Linked DNA regions of Mus musculus: region 1 is linked to region 2. A link is a loop called in an ENCODE intact Hi-C map of the cell type or tissue named here. Cell type or tissue: left cerebral cortex. All regions are shown on one strand.

Evidence for each region. A loop is a pair of places that touch in the nucleus more often than their neighbours do. Peaks named below come from ENCODE experiments on the same cell type or tissue, not always from the same donor. Only the 100,000 strongest peaks of a DNase experiment are listed, where the experiment ranks them.
Region 1: a loop joins it to region 2, with 2.4 times the contacts of the local background. A loop is called at or near these places in 1 of 42 quality-filtered maps.

Annotation. Positions count from the first base shown.
Region 1 is chr2:168,246,662-168,254,661 of GRCm38, reverse strand. No RefSeq gene overlaps it. Among named protein-coding and RNA genes, the nearest start is that of Mocs3, 20 kb to the right of the region's middle. In left cerebral cortex, CTCF peaks have their summits at 1,904, 4,208 (motif pointing left) and 5,568 (motif pointing left); DNase peaks (open chromatin) are centred at 658, 1,809, 4,210 and 5,592.
Region 2 is chr2:168,738,754-168,746,753 of GRCm38, reverse strand. Atp9a (ATPase, class II, type 9A) reads left to right here and starts at 4,954. Exons shown (of 28, transcript NM_015731.3): 1 at 4,954-5,072. The coding sequence starts at 5,005. In left cerebral cortex, CTCF peaks have their summits at 2,139 (motif pointing right), 3,853 (motif pointing right), 5,295, 7,690 (motif pointing right) and 1 weaker place; DNase peaks (open chromatin) are centred at 4,488, 5,332, 5,880, 7,212 and 1 more place; H3K4me3 peaks cover 1,994 bases; H3K27ac peaks cover 1,357 bases.

The DNA of each region.
Region 1 (8,000 bases), 490 kb after region 2:
CACCACTCCAGAGAGTCCCCACAGTGCTTCCCAGGGCTAACACCAGAAAAGTAGGCAGGAAACCAGAATGAGTGTTTGGCATCTCTCCCTGCAACCAGAGGAGCATGCACAGTGAAGCTAGTTCCCTTCACCAGAGAGTTAACAAAGGGATGCACTACTGGCATGTGGTCTTTGGGGTTTGTTTGGGGTTTTTTGCTTTGGGCTTTCTGGTTGGTTGGTTGGTTGGTGTTGTTTTCCAGACAGGGTCTCACGTAGCCTTAGCTTGCTATGTTGGTGAAGCCAGCCTTGAACTCCCCAACCTCCTTCCTCCACCTCCCAAATGCTAGGATCACAGTGGAGAGCCACCCTGCTCAGTTGAAGGTCCAGTTCTGAAGAACAGATTCTATTGGCCGACATTGGCGATAGGTCTATGAAACTGGAGGAAGCAACAGTGGGTGTGGTCCTCAGGAAATGCCCGAGGGGTAGCAGATGTCAAGGGTACTCTTAACTGTTGCTCCAGGAGCAGACAGCCACAGTGGAAGGTCTGGTCACCTAACAGCAGAGAGGCGGGGGTGAGGGCCGGGAGGGGCACCAGTGTCAGCTTCAGCTGAGTTTTCATGGCACCATGAAGGCTTTCACGCATGCTCCATCTGCTGGCACCCCAGCTGCTAATTGCCGATGCATGTTCACACCTCAATAGCAGACTTGGCAAAAGCAACCTGAGAGCTTTTCATTAGCACTTAGAAGACAAGCTGCTCGGCCTCTCTCTGTTACTCAGCCTCCCAGTTATGTTCTTCCAACCCCTCCCCCATACCCCCACCGCTACCCATCTCCCCCTGCCCCCATTCTCCCCCCCTTACCCGTTACCCATACCCCCTCCCTCCTTGACCCCTGGAGTCTCTCCTCTATGAAGCTAAGCACAGCGGTATATGAAGGGGCTGAGTGGCCCTACCTCTGCCCCTCGGGAGCTGGGTGGCCTTGAGTTGCTTACTTAACTTCTCTAAGCAGTATTTTCTCATATGGAAAAGAGAGGTAACAGACTAGATCTGGAGCTCGGTTGGCAGAGCTCTTGCCTAGCACGCATGACGTTCTAGGTTCAAGCCCCCGCATCTCGTAAAGGATGTAGTGGTTAGAGCGTGTGTGTCCTCTTAGCGATTGAGAGGGGAAGGTGTGTGTGTGTGTGTGTATGTGTATGTGTGTGTGTGTGTGTGTGTGTGAGAGAGAGAGAGAGAGAGGGAGAGGGAGAGGGAGAGGGAGAGGGAGAGGGAGAGGGAGAGGAGGGAGGAGGGAGGAGGGAGGAAGGAGGAAGAAAGGGGGCGGGCCATGGAGACTCTTCTCCAAGGACCAAAAGGTGGGGACATGAAGGAAAGTGAGATTCACTGTAAAGTGCTTGTCAGAGGAAGTAGCAACTGTTTCCAAAACTACTGGTTTGGGAAGGACCACTCTGTTCCCAAGTGTCCTAAAACTGCTTTAAAGGAGAAAGGTTGCGATGAGAGAGCTAACTTGAAAACGAGTCAGTTTTAAGTTCATACAATTGAAACGCCCGTGGTCCTGCACCAGCCTCTCACACAGCGGGGTGCCACAGGCCGTGAGGAATCCCGCCAATTTTACAATTTCCACCGTGTTCATCCACTCTTGCGTTCCTCACGTCGATCACTGACAGCTCAAGACTCATGGTGATGGCATGGCTGCCACAGGCCCAGACGTTCACCTTCTCAAGACCAAATCTAAGAGGAAAAACAAAGAACTAAGATAACCCCTAAGCCCTGAGATTTGCTCTGACCAGAAAGGCTTAACCATGTGACCAACCCTGAGCCAATCAATGAGGACCTGAGGTGGCAACGGCCCATATCCAGGGGATGGGGGGTGGGAGGTACCTGTGGTCTGAAAGCACACAATGCCTCTCTATCGCCCTCTGTGGAGAGAGGTTGACATTGCACCAAGTGACTAAGTGTAAAGGCCAGGTGTATAGAGGAATTCTGTTCTAGACCACAACGATGGCGTTTACTGAATCATACACTTGCCTGGCAGAAGCTGTAGTAAGAGAGAAACACGTAGTTGCAGCCAGGAACAAGCCTTTAGCCCCATCTTTGGCCTCCCTTCCTGATTCACAGACCAAACAGAAACCACAACAGGGTACTCAAGCTACAAAATCCTCAAAGGTCACTTTGCCTGGGATAAGGAATGCTGCTTGGGTGTGACTTATTTCCAAGGAACTAATGGGCAGAAAACTTGGTCCTCCAAGTCGCCATCTTGTGAAGCAGTAGCTCCTAGAAGTGTGTAGGTCACGGGGTCTTCCCTTAGCAGGGCTATAGCAGCTCTCATGAGACCCCATTCAATTCCCATAGGAATGAAGCGTTATAAAGAGCAGGTCTGACCCACCCCTCCTCTCTGACCTCCTTACCGTGTGATCTCTCCGTCTTCCACATACAGTTGGCATGATGCCATCCACCAAGGTGTGACCTAGCCACGTGGGTCTCTCCTCTGAACATAGCCCATGATGGCACCGTGCCCTTGAACCTCCAAAACTAAAAGCCAAATAATTTCTTTTCAAGATATAAGAGCCAACTTCAGGGAATTTTCTCATAGCAACAGGAAGCAGGCTGGTTACACCTAACTCTACAGGTACAGTCGCTGTCCCTAGTTTACTGAGGAAGCCAGCACAGGTCTGTAGTCAGCATATGAGTGTGTGGAGGCAGGAGGCTGGAAGCCATTGCTGAGGCTGAGGTGGGTCGCATCCAAATGCCTGCGGGTCCCTTTATGGTCAAGTCGGTACACAGGGCCAGTCTTCTCACTATGTAAGTCAGCATCCCACACTCAGACCAAACACCTCAGAGGACAAGCTTGGAGGAGGGACGGTCTCTCTCTGCTCATGATTTCAGAAGTTTTCATCCATACTATGTGGCCCGTAGCTTTAAGCCTGTTGCAAAGCCATGGCTAGAATTGGGGGGTGAGGGAGATGGGGAGCAGGACTGCTCACTTCAAGGTAAGAGGACAGGGGAGAGTGGGGAGAAAGCAAAGGAGAGAGAGTAGAGACAGTCAGGGAGAGATTTCTGCCTGTGGTAGCACATGCCTAGATTGCCAGCACCCATGATCTGAGGCAGGAGAATTACTGAGAGTTCGAGCCCAGCCTGGGCTACCTAATGAGCTCCTGGCCAGTCTGAGATCTGTCCAAAACAAAAACAAAATTGAGTGTCTGCCAGCAACAGCTACAGGTACAACTGAGTCTCCCCAGCTGTCCCTGGGCTCAGTCAGTATTGCTGTCACTGCCTGCTGTCTTGGCTGCTGCAGCTTCTAGGGGACCTGATCCTCCCTAGAGTAGAAAATTAACCCCCTCTCCTACCACTGCCTCTTCCCAAAGTAGGGAAGTGCATGGCACCCAGAGAGAGCCCCTGCTGCTTTGCCCCATCTATAAGACTTCCTCTCTCCTTCACCTCCCTATGCCTGCCCTGGTTTTATATAAACCCAGGAAGAGGGAGGGGTTTGCATGTGAACATACCATGGGCTTCTGTGCTGCAAATTTTATGTCAACTTGCCACAGGCTAGAGTCATCTGAGGGTAGGATACCTCAATTAAGAGCGGTTAAGAGCACTGACTGCTCTTCCAGAGGTCCTGAGTTCAATTCCCAGCAACCCCATGGTGGCTGACAAACATCTGTAATGGGGTCTGATGCCCTTTTCTGGTGTGTCTGAAGAGAGCAATGGTGTATTCATATACATGAAATAAATAAATCCTATTTTTTAAAAATGCCTCCATATGATAGGACTGTAGGTAATCCTGTAGTGCATTTTCTTAATTAGTGATTGATGGGGGTGGGCCCCACCCATTGTGGGTGGTGCCTTCTCCATTGGTGGTCCTAGGTTCTATAAGAAAGCAGTCTGAGCAAGCCATGATGAACAGGCCAGTAAGCAGCACCCCTCCGCGGCCTTTCCATCAGACTCCTGCCTCCAGGTTCCTGCCCTGTTTGAATTCTTGCCCTGACTTCCTTCAATGATGGACTGCTATGTGTAAACCAAATGAACCCTTTCCGCTCCAATTTGTTTCTTGGTCATGGTGTTTCATTCGTAGCAGCAATGAAAACACAAATTAAGACGTCTTCCTTGATCCGTAACTGATCTGCATGTTCCCCCTCCTCCCTCTCCAGTGCTCCGTATCCTAATGGACCTGGACAGCCAATGGGTCTGAAGCGCACCTGTGGAGCCAGTGCATTAAGGGCTTTCCTTGTCCTCTACTGCCACCTGCTGGTAGTTTTCAGAGTTACAACATGGGACAGGTCAGGCTGCTTGTAAATAGCCAGATTCCATACACCGCTTTAAAAGTAGTAGGAGCTGTTTTATTGCTTGTTTCTGTTTTTAAGAGAGCATCTCGTGTAGTCCAGTTGGGCCCAAAACTCACTACATAAGGGAGGCAGAGGCAGGCGGACTTCTGAGTTCGAGGCCAGCCTGGTCTACAAAGTGAGTTCCAGGACAGCCAGGGCTATACAGAGAAACCCTGTCTCGAAAAACCAAAAAAAAAAAAAAAAAAAAAACACCTTGGACTTCCGATCTTCCTGCCTCTACCTCCCTTGTGTGCACCGCACCCAACTCTTGGCAGCTCTTTGTTTTTGTGCCCTGCTGGAGGCTGGGGAAAGTCTGGCCACCACTCACAAGCATACCACTTCCTCAGTTGGCTTTCTTTCTAACAGGCTGGGCCCACTTCCATTTAGAAGTCCGCCCCAAACTAGGGCCTGTGCGAGCTTTACCCAGCTCTGAGAGACCTGAGACATCTCTTCCATGATCACCTCTGGAAGCTGATTTTCACCTCCTTACAAAAGACACTACCAACCTGCCCGCCCTGCCCCTCCTAACCCCATTGTCTTTCCCCTTACTTGCTCTTTCCTACCTGTTACCACAGCAGAACGTGAGCCCCCACCCTCTCTGCACCTACTGACCGTCACTCTCCCACTTGAGGGTAGGGTTTATCAAGTGTCCCTTTCTAGCCAAGTATGACTGTACAGGCCTACAATCCTAGCATGGGACAAGTAGAAGATGAGGATTTTAAGTCTGTTTTCAGCTACAAATCAAATTCAAGGCCAACCTGGGCTACACACAGAAGACCCAGTCTCAAAAAACAAACAAACAAACAAAACAAAACAAAAACAAAAACAGGGGCCTGGAGACATGGTGCAGGAGTTATGATCGCCAGTTGCTCTTTCAAAGGACCTGGGTTCGGTTCCCAGTACCCACGTGGTGGCTCACAACCATCTGTAACTCTAGTTCCAGAAGACCCAGTACTTTCTTCTGGTCTCTGCTGGCACTGGGTACAAACATGGTACACAGATATACATGCAAGCAAAACACTCATGCCCATAAAGTAAAATAAATAAGAAATAAATAAAACATATCTTTGAGCTTGAATATAGGTTGTACAGTTCAATGGTAGAGCACATGCCTAACACATAGTAGGGCCTAGGTTAAATTTCTCCCTCCAAGTGCTGGGATTAAGGGTGGAAAGTGTGTTGTTTTATTTTTTTTTTTTTAAAGAGACATAAACAGTATTTGAGGGGACCTAATGACAAAAATTTCCTAGTGACCCAGCACCCCCTGCTGGTGGGTGAAGCACAGCCAAGACTCCACTTTCCATGCCGCCAACCTAACCACAACCACTGCCTGTCAATCACAAGGCCTAGGACCCCTCCTTCCTCTAAAAACAAGGACAAGCCACTTTCGCTGGGCATGGTGGTGCACTTCTTTAATCACAGCACCCTAGAGGCAGAGGCAGATGGAGCTCTGGGTTTCTGGCCAGCATAGACTAACTGGCAAGTTCTAGGCCAGCTAGGGCTTATATAATGAGACCCTGCCTCAAAAAAAAAAAAAAAAAAAAAAAAAAAAAGTCTCAATGAAACCCATTGTTTGGCATACTAGCCAAAAAGCAATCTTTAATTTAAAGGACCAGCTGGAACCAGCTGAAAGTCAGAGCATCAGGCCAAGATGAGCAGGGTGGGCCACTGGGCACAAGTCGATGCTTGAGAAGTGATGGGGTATACCCTGGGCATGTTGGCATGAGATGAAGACACAGTAAGCAGATCCCTGCCAGCTCTCCACCTGATACCCTGATTCTGGACACTCCTACACTTCCGGTCACAGCTGCTGCCTGCCTGGTTCCCTCAGAAACCACCTCAATAAATGAGAAAGGAGATACAAAGTCCCTTAGACGGCCCAATGCCACCCTGAACCTGCCAATCTTCTTGGGCAGGAATTGTCCCCTTGGCAGCCACCTCAGACATGTGTCTCTCACATTTCCCAGTCCCGTGCCATGCCTGGGGGTGGCTTAGTGGTTCTGACGCCTAAAGAAAGCATTTGCCACCATCCCCTCTGCTCCTGGCGACAGCAGGCTTCATTTCTGCAGTCTTAAGATGACAAGAGAGGCTGGTGCCAAGGGATGTAAAAGCTGCTGTCACCCGCTGCTGTCACCCTCGGGTGCCAGCTTTCCTTGACAGTGAATGAAGTGACTGGCAGTGGCAGGTGGAGACCCTCAGACCTAGTGACCCAAGCAAGAGCCTGGGGAGACCCCGTGCATAAAAGTGGCAATCACCAGGAGAATTGGGGAGTATGGAAACCCCAAGGACAACAATTGTGCTCCCAGAGACTGGGGATAAAAAAAATGGGAGTAAATTGAAACCCAATTTGGGGGCTTGAAGCAGCTGGAACTCTGCTCCCATGATGTCTTTTGTCTGTGTGTCTCACATTTGTAGTCTCATTCTTCTCTGGAGAACTGAGAGGGGCAACATTTGTTTCTTTGCTTGTTTGTTTCTTTGTTTGGTTTTTAGTAAGGCCTGCCTAGGCTGGCCTGGAGCCCTCTACCCTCCTGCCTCAGCCAGGGCCTCCCGGTGTTGGAATCACAATTGGGCACAGCAAACCAGCTATTGTTGGGGGGGGGGGCTGTTTGTTTGTCTGTTTTAGATAGGGTTTCACGGTGTAGCCCCTGCCACCCTGGGACTCACTATGTTGCTCCGGCTGCCTACGTAGATCCTCAGGCCTCTGCCTGAGTACTGAGATCAAAGGCGTGCACCACCACACCTGGCTGTGTATGCACACGTGTGAGCATGTGCATGCTACACCTGTGTTAAAGTCGGAACACAGCTTTCTACAGTTAGTTCTCCCCTTCTGTCACCTGTGTCCTGGAGACTGAGCTCAAGGGGCCAGGTCTGGAAACAAGCACCTTGCCTTAGTTAGGGTTCCTATTGCTGTGGCAAGAACACCATGACCAAACACAAGTTATTCGGCTCACACTTCCACATCAGTGTTCATCCCCAAAGGAAGTCAGGCAGGAACGCACACAGAGAAGGAAGCTAGAGGCAGGCGCTGATGCAGAGGCCATGGAGGGATGCTGTTTACTGGCTTGTTCCCCATGGCTTGCGCAGCCTGCTCTCTTATAGAACCCAGGACCACCAGCCTAGGGATGGAGCCAACCACAGTGAACTGGGCCCTTCCCTAGCAATCACTAATTGAGAAAATGCCTTACAGCTGGAGCTCATGGAGGTCCTCCCTCAACTGAGGCTCCTTTCTCTCTGATGACTCTAGCTTGTGTCAAGTTGACACCCAAAAGCAGCCAGTACACCACCTTTACCTGCTGAGCCATCTCAGCCGCCCCCTTTAGATATTTTTCTTTTGAGACAGGGTCTCACTACTTGACCAGACTGGCCTTGAACCCACTGGGTAGACCAGGCAGCCTCTGAACTTGTGGTCTTCCCTTGGCCTTGGCCTTGGCCTTGGCCTTGGCCTCTACTGTGGATTTTTAATACTTTTCATCTTTGACATCTTTGGACCTTGCAGACTCAGAGCGGTGTTAGCCAGGCTGGGCAAACAGAAATCAACTCATTGAGAGCTGGTTTTTCTCCAGGAAAACCACCCTAGAGCCCACACAACAACCACATCTTTGTGGGTCCCCATTATACATCTCCCTAAAGTCACCGTCACTCCAGAGTCACCAGGCAGCTACTATGAGCCCCATACCCCAGAGTCACCATGTAGGTAGGGTAG
Region 2 (8,000 bases):
CCCAGAAATTGCTGTAGATCATGCTTGTGACACTCTGGCTGATTCTGAGCAACAAAATAATGCTTTTGCAGAAGAGTGACCTGCCCTGTGTTCAAGGCCATCAGGATTGAGGCATGGAGACCTTGCAAGTCCATCCAAGAGGTTGGGCAGCTTGTACTTTGGTTTTTTTGTTTTTAATTATGAATCAAGCCTCGGGGAAAACCGCTCCTAGCATAGCTAACACTAAGGATTTCAAAACAGAGAAAAATGAACTTCCAAGAAACTGGACTTCTGCCTCACCCTATAGCCCTCCAGCTAAGCAGAACACTTAAATTACATACTATCAGGAAGATTGAAATGAATTTACAAACTGGTGGGAAACATAGCTGATGCCCACAGGGCAAACCTTTAGTGGGTGGGACCATCTGCATTTCCATGGCAGCCATTTATAACAAAATAGCCCAAAGCTAACTCAGGTCTAGGTTATCCCAGCTGATGGACAAGGTAGGATATCCATTCTCTCGGGGTCTCCTGCGAGCTTCCAAAAGACCCTTCCAAGGACAGTTTCTCTTTCCTGTTGAGTCTAGCATCTTAGTGCCTGGACTGTTCCAAGCAGGCCCTTAGTGAGAACAGTGAGATGGAATCCTACCTTGGATTCCCCTGCACTTCCTGGAACACTTTCTGGAAACAACAGTATTGTAGATTAAAGCCAGGTGTGGGTCCACACCCATAATCCCCACTCTAGGAATTGAGGAAAAAGGTAAATTCAAGGCTAGTCTGGCTGGCTGTATGATACTGAGTGTAAGAATGTAGATTCTGTAGCTATCCGGCCTGGCCCTATAAACACTGCTTTCCAAAGACAAAAGAGCGGGATTGGGTTATTAAAAGGTAAACATGTGTCCCAAACTTCTGATCCTAGCATTGGGGAGGCCCAGTGAGGGTTGAACACCTTTAATCCTAGCACTTGGCAGATCTCTGTGAATTCAAAGCTAACGTGGTCTACAGTTGAAGTTCCAGGACAACCAGAGCTACACAGAGAAACCCTGGCTTGAAAATAAGTTGAAATTAGCTCCTACTATATATATAGGAACTCAGAGAGATCTGCCCGCCTTTGTGCCCCGTAAGTCTGTGATTAAAGGCATATACCACCATGCCCTCCTCAAAACATTTAAGAAAGTTCTACTTGTTTTTATTACTCACGAGGGTGTGTGTGTGAGCCAGTTGTGAGTGTGGAGGTCAGAGGAGACTCCGTGGCAGCTGAACCTTTCCTCCCGCCTAGATCGGGGACGTTCAACTCCGGCCCTCCAGGCTTGGTGGCAAACACCTTTAACTGCTGAGCTGTCTAGGTAGCTGTCATTTCATGTGCATGTGTGTGCGCACGCACGCGTGCATATGTGTGTCTGCTACTGTGCAAGGTGGTGTCTGCTTAAGAGTGTGTGCATGTGTGTGTGTACGCGAGCGCACACACGTACACATCTTCGAAAGCGCCCATATGAATGGCGTGGGTCAGAGGATAGCCCCGGGGAGTCTTCTCAGTAACACCTTTACATGGGCGTGGGACCTAGATGACTGTTCAGCCACAGTCTGCCTTCGCCTGAGCCAGCTCATTAGTCAGATCCAAAAAAGAGCATGTAAGCAGCCTACTGCATGGGGGTCCACTTAGAGCTCAAAGCTCTGTGGCCTGAAGGAAGAGGCTCAGGTATATTCCAGTTCATACCTGTTGCTATCCATGGAGGGATTCATGTGAGTCACGGGAAACCTGCTGGCTGCCATTTCTGATGTCTGGAAAGCAAGAGTGGACTGGACCAGCTTATTTGAAGATCTTTCTTTTTTATAGCTTTTTTTTTTTTTTTTTCTGAGACAGGGTTTCTCTGTGTAGTTCTGGCTGTCCTGGAACTCACTCTGTAGACCAGGCTGGCCTCAAACTCAGAAATCTGCCTGCCTCTGCCTCCCAAGTGCTGGGATTAAAGGTGTGCGCCACCACGCCCGGCTTTTATAGCTTTTTTTTTTTTTGGCTTTTCCTCAGGACGATATTTTATTTTATTTTTCCATTTTTTATTCTTTTATAGCTTTTTTAAAAAAAATAATGTTCTTTCTCATTTAATTAATTAATTTTTTAATTTTTAAATTTATTATATGTAAGTACACTGTAGCTGTCTTCAGACACCCCAGAAGAGGGCGCCAGATCTCATTACGGATGGTTGTGAGCCACCATGTGGTTGCCGGGATTTGAACTCAGGACCTTCGGTCAGTGCTCTTAACCGCTGAGCCATCTCCTCAGCCCCTCAAAGATCTTTCTAGACACCCAGGAGTCAGAGACACCCAGCCCATTGAACGGATGGGGCTGGTTTCCTTTATTTTTTTGAGACAGGTTCTCGCCATGTAGCTCAGAATAGCCTGGAACTCCCCTTGTAGCCCAGGAGAGCCTCTAACTCATTGGATACCGAGGCTTTAAGTGTCTCTCTCTTCCAGAGAGTGGCTTATGAGAGTGAAACCTTTTAAAAAGAACTTTGTTTGTTTTAGGTGGGACTTGTACTTAATTCCAGCACTCAGGAGGCTGAGGCAGAAAAATTGGCTAGCCTGGGCTACCTATGGAGACTATGTCACACACAGGCACATTCTGCTGCCCTGGAGCCTTGCCCATACAGTGCGTCTGGCATGCATGCTAGCCCTGCTATTGCTCATGGCTGACTAATGTTCCTTCCAACGCTGCCTATCTGAGCTCTGTCACAGACAAGGAACTGGAGCCCTGCAGAGCATGGGGTCTGCCGGGAGGAGTTTCACAGCTGGAAGGTGCTGGAAGCCTCCAGGGTCCTGGCTGATCAGTTGCTCTTGCTACATTTTGGGTCCAGAGAGGGTATTAGCCATAGGAGCCAAGGGAGTGCCTGAATGTATGTGGGGCAGCATTTGCTTGGTGCTCCAAAGGGTTCCGGTAGCTGTGGCTCTGCTGTGACCTGACCCATATCCCGATGGATGACTGAGTGTGGAGCCCAGCCCTGCTCCCTGATGATGCCGTGGTTCTGTGCTGGCGGCTCGGAGTTCCTGTGCCTTGCTGGTGAAATGGGTTTAGTTATTTGGATTTAGTGGGGAGGGCTATTGGGACTTGCTGAAAGCTTTAGGATCTAGCTAAACTCAACTACAAGTCTATCTTTGGCTGGCTGGGAATGGTAGTACACACCTTTAATCCCAGCGCTAGTGTGGCAGAGGCAGGTGGATTTCTTTGAAGCCAGCCTGGTCTAGAGTTCCAGGTCAGGGCTATGTAGTGAGATCCTGTGTGAGGAGCTGGGGACAGATGTGGGTCCGGAGGTAGGATTTGCTCTCTTACTCTAATGGGTCTACCTATATGCACATACTGAGCTCTGTGTGCCATGGCACATATGGTGTGGTTGTGGTGGTGGTGGTGGTGGTGTGTGTGTGTGTGTGTGTGTGTGTGTGTGCGCGCGCGCGCGCGCGAGTGTACGTGTGTCTTGATGCTGCGGACAAAACCTAGGACCTGGCCCTGTTGCACCATTTTAGAAATGAAGAGGAAGAAGTAAGCCAGCCAGCTCAGCTGGTAGAAGAATAGTGTTTTCCCTCAAAAATACTTCTGATGCCTCCTTCCTTGGGGAATGTCTTTGGAATCTCAGTCACTTTTGTTATTTGTTTGGTATCCTTTCTCGATAGAGAAAATACTATAAAAGATAGGGACCCTGGCAGAAAACATCAGCAGAAACTGCCCCTCATAGTTCAGCATCGTTTATGGTAGTTACACGGTGTTACATCTTGAGGGACTTGACATACATACTCATTTTAAAAAAGATTTGTGTATTTTACTTTTTTTTTTTTTTTTTGCATATGTTTGAATCATATGCATGCAATACCAACGATGGCCACAAGAGGGCATCATTTCCCCTGGAGCTGGACTACCGACATTGATCAGCTAGCACAAGGGTGCTGGAAATCGAACCCAGGTCCTCTACAAGTGCAGCTGGTGAACATAACCAATGAACCATCTCTCTAGCCCTCTATATGCTGGTCGATTGATTATTTATTTAGAGACATCGTTTCTCTGTATATCCCTGGCTCATCAAGGCTCTGTAGACCAGGTTGGCCTTGAACTCAGCCTGCCTCTACCTCCCAAGTGCTGAGATCAAAGGCATACACCACCAAACTCAGCTCCTATGTGCTGGTTTTAAGGTTTGTTTTCATTATTCTTTTAAGTAGCATATGCCTGCGTGGGTGTATGCCACGTCAGCGCAGGTGCCCTCTCCGACCCCTTGGGGCTGAAGCTGCAGGTGTGTCAAGCAATGGTGGCTGCTTTTTAAATGCTGAGCTGTTCTCTGGCGCCCAGAGTGTTTTCATTTTCACAATATCCTTTTTGAGATAGAGAGAGACAGACTGACTGATACAGCCTTTGCATGCGATCACTGTGTCTGGGTGAAGGCTGCTGTGACTCTGTTATTATGATTTAGGAATGCAGCTGGAGAGAGGGGTGGGATTGATGCCACAGGGTGTGTGGGGGTCCGAAAACCTGCCCACCTTCTCCCCCCAACCCCGGCCCGAAACTCGGGGGACCCCAGCGCGAGGCGCAGGTTGCAGCAGAGGAGGCAGGCTGTGCGCGCGAGTGGCCGCGGCGTGGAGGTGGGGTGAGCAGGGCGGGGTGAGTGCGCGCCGCTCGGAGCGAGCAGGAGAGAATGCCCGGGGTGGGGTGAGTGCGGCGGGACGCGCGCTCGCGCTCGCGCGCACGGACACGGCGGGGGGCGCGTGGCCGGGGGGAGGCGCGCGTGGGGGGCGCGCGGCGCGGGCGGGGACACTGCGGCGGCCCCGGGCGGCGGGCGGGCGCGCGCGTGGGCGCAGCGCGGAGCGGGGCCCATGGTGCGGCCGTGTCCGTCGGTCGGGCCGCGCGGGCGGCTCCGCGCGTGGCCCGGCGCTCGCGACCTCGCCCCTGCGCTGCGGGCCCGGCCCGCCCGCTGCCGGCGCCTTCTCCCCCTGCCCCGGGGCGGCGCGGAGGCCGCGGGGAGCGCAGGGGGCGCGGCGGGCGGCGACATGACGGACAGCATCCCGCTGCAGCCCGTGCGCCACAAGAAGCGGGTGGACAGTAGGCCGCGCGCGGGGTGAGTGGCCGGGCCGTGGGCAGGGAGGAGGGGACACCTGCCGCGGCCCCCGGGAGTCCGTCCTGGCAGGCGGGGGACCCCGCCAGGGGCTGGGGGCGGGGGCAGGCTCGATCCCCTGGGGACAGAGGTCGAGCTGGAGAGAATGCAGAGTCCCAGGCCGCGCCTCCAGCCGCCAATCGGAGCCCCTGGGGGTGGGACCTGGGAGGTGCGTTTCTAGGGCCGCGCAGGTAAGGCGCTGCGGCTGGGCGGGGCCTGCGGCGCCGTCTCTCCGGTTCCCTGTAGCTCGGCCGTGGGACGCCGGAGCTGGGTGGGGCTGCTGAGCAGGTATCAGTGTAGGAAGGAGAGATGCCAGCTGCCATCTTGTGGGCTCTTTGTGCCTGGCTTCCCCGAGGCCTCAGTTCGGAGGCTCTACTCAATTCTACCGAGTGGGAAACGGAAACGGAAAGCCTGGGGGTGGGGGCGGGGGCGGGAAGGTACTGGAACACGGTTCCCACATTTCCTGCTCCACACTTCCTGCGGGTGGTGTTTGTTGGCTTTTTAAATTGTTTTGGGGTTTGATGGTGCTAGGGACCAAACCCGGTCCTCCAGCCTGTTAACCATTCTACCACTGAGCTACACGCCCCCCCCCCATCCCCCAGAATATAAGTTTTTATGAAGACACTTCGTCAGAGCTCTGTGTGGAACCCTACCCCAACCCCTGCAATAAACACTTTAATTAGTAAGATAAGTAGACTGTAATGTGCCGCGGTTGATTCGTGTCTCCTTGTTAAATGCAGGGACTGTGCCAGGTGATTCTTAGGAAAAACCTGACTTAAACAAGGTCTGCCTAATAGGTGTGCAGGTGTAGGAGTTTACCTGGGGAACTTGAAGCCCACCCCTGACCTCATTTTAGACTATGAAATGAGAATCTGGGGTCTCGACGGTGGCCTCTGTGCTCACAGATTCACCCACCTGCTGAATTTTGAAATGTGAAGAATGGAAATGACCTGTATCCTGATGGTGCCAGCTTGCCCTCCGTGGTCCCGGGCGATCCTTTATGTAGTTACCTGGTATTGGGCGCGGTACACAAACAATGGGGGAGGCACTGCGCGATGCTTGCGGGCTTCTTTGAGGGTTCTGAGGTCCTGTGCAAGGGATGGAGGCTGTGTGTGAGTCTTTGTTTCTTTCCCAGAGTTGGGGGTTGGGCTCAGACAAGAGTTGTGAAACGCTTGGCTGTATCCTCAGCTGCTTCTGCCTTTTATTTAAGTTGGGGGTCTCACTGAAATTCTTCTCCTGGCTCTGAATGTTCTCTGAGCACAGGAGAGACTTACTTGGGACACTCCTGCCTCAGCCACCTTGGTAGATTAGGTGGGATGGCATCCCGTGCCACTTGGCCTAGCCTTTGTGTCTTTCCGAAGGCCCCCTGCTGATTTTAAATGGCGGTCTTGGTTGAGGGCCTGGGTCAGTGCATATCAGAAGAGTGTGAGCATAAGTTAAAGTTTACAGGATAGAATGTGCTTTGACTTTCAGAGGCCTGGAGAGAGGAGAGCAGATAATTTTATATTTAAAAAAAAAAAAATCATGGGTGGCAGTGGTGGCACATGTCTTTAATCCCAGCACTCAGGAGGCAGAGGCAGGGCCATCTCTGTGATTTCAAGACCAACCTAGTGTACAGAGCAAGCTCCCAGACAGCCAGAGCGACACAGAGAAACCCTGTCTCGAAAAACAACAAACAGGCTAGAGAGATGGCTCAGCAGTTAAGAGCACTGACTGCTCTCCCAAAGGTTCTGAGTTCAAATCCCAGCAACCACATGGTGGCTCACAACCATCTGTAATGGGATCTGATGCCCTCTTCTGGTGTCTCTGAAGATAGTTACAGTGTACTTACATACATAAAATAAAAAAAAAAGAAAAAAGAAAAAAAAAGAAAGAAAAACAACAAACAAAAATCACTTGGATATGGTGGCCCAGGTCTGTAATCCCCGCAGGGGCAGAGGCCAGAGGCCAGAGGCCAGAGGCAGAAGCAGGTGGATCTCTGGTGAGTTTGAGGCCATCCTGAGTTCCTGAGTAACAGTGAGGTCCCGTGGAGATGGCTCTGAAGAGAGATGTTTACTGCTGAGCGTGGTGACCTGAGCTGGTCCCCTGTGACACAGGTGGATGCAGAGAACCAGCTACAGCAGGCTGTCCTCTGACCTCGGCATACACACGTGGTGTTTCCCTGCACCCAGACATACATAAAGGAAATCATTTCTATATTGTTTTATTTCAAGTCTGATTTATGAGCTGGAGAGATGGCTCAGCAGCTCAGAGCTTGTTGCCCTTATATAGAACCCGGGTGTAATTTCTGTCAGCTCCCTCCATGGTGGCTCTGAAGTCCTCTCCTGACGTCTGTGAGCCCCAGGCCCCTGTGCTCATAGGTACACATGGCACATGTAACATACGCATAGGCATGCATGCACTCCCCCTCCCACTGAGACATATACCGACCCCCACATGCTTGCATGTGTGCATACATACACCCCACACATACACACACACACACAAATGAAAAATAAAGATTGGCTTATTTTTATTTTACATGTGTGGGTGTTTTCTGCATGTGGTGTGTGTGTGTACACCATGTCTGCAGTGCCCCCAGAGGCCAGAAGAGGGCATCTCTTATTAGCCAAGTCTCATTAACCAAGGCTAGCTATCCTCAAACTCACTATGTTGCCACTGTTGGCCTAGAATTCCTGATCCTCCTGCTTCCAACTCCCCAGTGGTGGGATTATAGGTGTGCACCACCTGTCTGTTTAAAACTAATCTTTTTCTTTAAAAACTAAAGCAAAGGTGGGTGATGTAGCAAATACCTTTAACCCCAGCATTTGGGAGGCAGAGGCAGAGCAGGAGGATCTGAGTTCCAGGCCAGGTAGGTCACAATTTTTTTTGGTTTTTCGAGACAGGGTTTCT